Linked DNA regions of Mus musculus: region 2 is linked to region 1. The links are chromatin loops, found by intact Hi-C in ENCODE. Cell type or tissue: heart. All regions are shown on one strand.

Region 1 (2,500 bases):
TCCTGGAAGGGAGGGATGTCCTAACATAACTTTCTGTGGGCCAGAGTTTTCCCTTGTTCCTAGTCAAGAGTTAATATTTACCCGGAGAGGAGGATGTCCTTGGGTCTGCTGATAAACAGTTCCTCCTTCTGAAGAATGGTCTTGTTATGAGAAAATGACTCCAAAAATGATAATATTGTCTGCCAGGTGCAACTAAGTAAAAATGTTATTTTTTTAGCAAAAATTTCAAAATCATACCCCATGTTTATAAGCTGAAAAAATCAGTAAAGCTTTGCTACTTGCCACCAGAGCGGTAGTCCGTCTGTCTCTTTAAGGCGTTCATGAAGCTGGTCTTCGTCACTTGCCTAAGAATTTCTATTCTTTGTTTTTAATAGCTGAGTAGTACTCCATTGTGTAAATGTACCACATTTTCTGTATCTATTCCTCTGTTGAGGGACATCTGGGTTGTTTCCAGCTTCTGGCTATTATAAATAAGGTCACTATGAACATAGTGGAAACACGTGCCCCTGTGGCATGGTGGGGCATCTTTTGTGTATTTTCTCAAGAGTTGTATAGCTGGGTCTTCAGGTAGATCTATTTCCAATTTTCTGAGGAACCTCCAGATTGATTTCCAGAGTGCTTGTACCAGTTTGCAATCCCACCAGCAAAGGAGGAGTGTTCTCTTTCTCCACATTCTCTCCAACATGTATTGTCACCTGAGGTTTTGATCTTAGCCATTCTGATTGGTGTCAGGGTCATTTTGATTTGCATTTCTCTGATCACTAAGGACTTTGAACATTTCTTTAGGTGTTTCTGAGCTATTCTAGATTCCTCAGTTGTGAATTCTTGGTTTAGTTCTATACCCCATTTTTTAATTGGGTTGTTTGGTTTTTTAGTGATTAACTTCTCGAGTTCTTTTATATATTTTGGACATTCACACTCTATCGGATGTGGCGTTAGTGAAGATTTTTTTCCCCAATATGTAGGTTGCCAATTTGTCTTAATGACTATGTCTTTTGCCTTACAGAAGCTTTCCAGTTTCATGAGGTCCCATTTATCAATTCTTGATCTTAGAGCATGAGCCATTGGAGTTCTGTTTAGGAAATTTCCCCCTGAGCCAATGAGTTCAAGGCTCTTTCCCACTTTCTCTTTTATTAGATTCAGTGTATCTGATTTTATGTTGAGGTCCTTGATCCACTTGGACTTGGGCTTTGTACAAGGTGACAAATATGGGTCTATTTTCATTCTTCTACATACAGACAGCCAGTTAGACCAGCACCATTTACAGAATATGCTTTCTTTTTTTCATTGTATATGAGTCTGTTTTTATAGTTTACCTGCTCTTGATTTAACTTTGGTATGTGGCATCTGTCTAGAAAACCATCCATTTCATCTAGATTTTCTAGTTTTGTTGAGTATAGGCTTTTATAGTAGGATCTGATTTTTTTTAATTTCCTTTATTTCTGTTGTTATGTCACCCTTTTCATTTCTGATTTTACCAAATTGATACTGCCTCTTGTCCCTTTAGTTTGGCTAGAGCTTTATCTATCTTGTTGATTCGTTCAAAGAACCAGCTTTTGGTTTTGCTGATTCTTTGTATTGTTTTCTTTGTTTCTATTTGGTTGTTTTTGGCCCTGAGTTTGACTATTTCCTGCCTTTTACTCCTCTTGGGTGAGTTTGCTTCTTTTTGTTTTAGATCTCTAAGGTATGCTGTTAAGTTGTCAGTGTAAGATCTCTCCAGTTTCTTTACCAGGGCACTTAGTGCTATGAACTTTCCTCTTAGCACTGCTTTCATTGTGTCCCCTAAGTTTGGGTATGATGTATCAACATTTTCATTAAATTCCAGAAAGTCTTTAATTCCTTTCTTTATTTCTTCTCTGACCAAGTTATCACAGAGTAAAGAGTTGTCCAGTTTCCACGTGTATGTGAGCTTTCTGTAGTTTTTGCTGTTATTGAAGACCAGCCTTAGCCCATGGTGATCTGATAGGATGCATGGTATTATTTCAATCTTCTTGTATCTTTTGAGGGTTATTTTGTGACCAATTATATGGTCAATTTTGGAGAAGGTACCATGAGGTGCTGAGAAGAAGGTATATTATTTTGTTTTAGGGTGAAATGTTCTGTAGATATCTGTTAAATCCATTTGGTTCATAACCTCTCTTAGTTTCACTGTGTCTCTGTTTAGTTTTTGTTTTAATAACCTGTCCATTGGTGAGATTGGGGTGTTAAAATCTCCCACTACTATTGTGTGGGGTCAATGTGTGTTCTGAGTTTTAGTAAAGTTTCGTTTATGATTTTGGGAGCTGTTGCATTTGGGGCATAGATGTTCAGAATTGAGACTTTCTCTTGGTAGATTTTTCCCCTTGATGAATATAAAGTGTCCTTCATCACGCTTGATAACCTTTGGTTGAAAGTCTATTTTATTGGATATTAGGATGGCAACTCCTGCTTGTTTCCTGGGACCATTTTCTTGGAAGACCTTTTTCCATCCTTTTATTCTGAGAGAGTGTCTGTCTTTGTT
Region 2 (2,500 bases), 430 kb before region 1:
CATGTGAGCAAAGCCATCAGCTGCTGAGCCACTCCAGGGCACTCACATCCCTCCCTCCTATCTAACCCAAGCACCCAAAATGCCCCACTTCTGAAATATTACATCCCCAAGGGTTGACGTCAAAGAAGTTTTATCTTTTCTTCTCATCCTCTTTCTCATTCCTTCCTCCTCCCCTTCAATTCTATCAGTTTTTTATCTGTTCTTTTTTCCTCATCTCTTCCTTCTTTCAAACCTCTCTTCCTTCCTGTTTTAGAAAAAACAAAGAAGTCTCTCCCAGCATAATCTAAGGGGCAGGGCAGCTTAGCTGAAAGTATGGACACTGTCTACACACACACAAAGGCAGCATGGGTTGGGGCTACCCAAGCTAGAATCTGCAGCTGAGAGCAAGAAGAGTGGAACCTTCTAATCACTAGAACCAGGGAACTGACTCTGTTACAGCTGACATGACAATAGCGACAATAGCATATCTACAATAATTCTGGGGTCTGGCATGGTTATTGACTTTTAGATCTAATCAGGACAGAACTCTACAAAACAAATGACTGCCCAACAAACACTAGCTTAGAACAGAGAATGCCAGAAAAAAAAAGACAGCCCTAGAAATCAAATATATTCAGCTTTAGGAAGCTTCCCACCCCCACTCCCTACCCCACTACAAATACACTGAACTAGAACGGACCCAGCTACCCATTCTAATCAGAGTCAGAATCCTCTTAGTAGTTGCATGCCTTTCCCAGCAGAGGTCACTTCTGTCTACAATGTCAAATAGGAAAAGGATACAAAAGCACCGATGATGAAAATGGGGCTGAAAACGTGTTTCTGGAAGGTGAACAGTGCCAGGCCCATGTAGGAAAAGATGAAGTTCTCTGCCAGGAAGTGTAACACCTCAAAAAGCTGCAGGAAGAAGGAAAAGGGAGGCTGTGAACACTGCATTCCTGGCTGCATTCCTCCTGTCCAGCTACTTGGCAGCCCAGCGGGCTCAAGGACCACTCTTACCTGCTTGCTTCGACTTCGAGATTCTACTGACAGGTTGTTATATGTGTAATGAGCTTGTGTAATCCCACAGAAAAGGACAGCTACAACACCTGTCAAAAAGAGTTTCTAAACGTCAATGGGAAAGACGAGACCAAAAAAATCTACTGACATGAAAATCCATGGCATGCGAGACTTGCCTAACTCCAATCCTCCTTCCCTCCCTCCCCCTACCGCCTTTCATCTGCTCCTCCCTCTTTTCCTCTCTCCCTCCCTCTCTTACAGGCCCTGCTGCAGCCCAGCAGTAAACCTACCTGTAAACCCACAGGCTTCCGCCAGGAGAAAGGTACTCCAGGACATCAGGAAAAAAAGCGCTGTCTCCAGCAGGGGGAAGCAGTGCAGCTTAGTAAACTTGGTCACGTCAGCACCAGGTTAAGGACAGCAGCTCTGGGCAGGGGCAGCAGGGACACTTGAGATCCCTATTCTTTTAGTCTGAGAGCCCCCTCTCTGAGGGCCAGCCATTCCCTATACATCCTTGGAGGGTCTTATCTCTTATTTTAAATGTTACAATGTTGGGATGGAACTTAAGAGCCCAAAATATGCTATGCTAGTACTCCATCCACCATTGGGCCACACATCCCTGACCAGATATTTATTAATTTGTTTGCTTGCTTGTTTATTTATTTATTTCCTTCCTTTCTTTTTGAGACAGGGTTTTTCTGTGTAGCCTTGGCTGGCCTGGAACTCACTGTGCATATCAGATTGGCCTTAAACTCACAGAGATCCACTGGCCTCTACCTTCCAAGTGCTAGGATTAAAGGTGACACAACCACACCCGGCTCAATTTTGAAGTAACATAAATTAAAAATTAAGCTTTCTGGTTACTGGTACTGTAGATGAATTGTAAGCACTTGCCTATCACATTAGAGGTCCTATATTTGATCATTCCTCTACCATACAAATTAAAGAAACCTTCCAGTAGAATACAGGTTACCAGGACCAGAGCCAGAGTGCAGAATTCCTGTTGAATTGGCACAGAGGGCCTGTCTGAGATGAGGAATAGCATTCTTGGAACAGGTAGCAGGAATGCCTAGACAATACAGGGAATTTAGTGTGAAACAGTTCACGTGTGTGTGTGTGTGTGATACACATGTTCGTGCTAAGCAAGCATGTAAAGGTCAGAGGATATCTTGTAGGAAGTAGTTTTCTTTCACCACATAGGCTCCAGGGATCAAGCTCAAGTCATTAGGCTTGGTGGCAAAAGCCCATAACTATTGTGCCATCTTGCTGGCTCCTGTACTTAATAACTAAATTGTGTACTGAAGCAATTTTTACTATATATTGTGTTTTTAAACTTAGTAAAGTAAGGAATTCAAAGAAATAGAATTATGTACCCTAAATGGGTGGGTTGGATAGTACATGAATTATTATGATGCTATGAGTAAATATGTTGCTACAGGTTTGACTTGACAGGTTAGTCCTCATAGAGCTGGAAGGCCTTAGGCAGGCCTGGGAAGACAGACTCGTC

Evidence for each region. Peaks named below come from ENCODE experiments on the same cell type or tissue, not always from the same donor. Only the 100,000 strongest peaks of a DNase experiment are listed, where the experiment ranks them.
Region 2: it touches region 1 in a loop (11-fold over the local background); 6 of 42 quality-filtered maps call a loop at or near these places.

Annotation. Positions count from the first base shown.
Region 1 is chrX:20,589,663-20,592,162 of GRCm38, forward strand. No RefSeq gene overlaps it. Among named protein-coding and RNA genes, the nearest start is that of Rbm10, 27 kb to the right of the region's middle. In heart, no CTCF peak of the experiment used is centred here; no DNase peak of the experiment used is centred here.
Region 2 is chrX:20,161,148-20,163,647 of GRCm38, forward strand. Slc9a7 (solute carrier family 9 (sodium/hydrogen exchanger), member 7) reads right to left here. Exons shown (of 17, transcript NM_177353.4): 8 at 1,287-1,392; 9 at 997-1,085; 10 at 781-894. Among named protein-coding and RNA genes, the nearest start is that of Chst7, 100 kb to the left of the region's middle. In heart, CTCF peaks have their summits at 742 (motif pointing right) and 1,346 (motif pointing right); no DNase peak of the experiment used is centred here.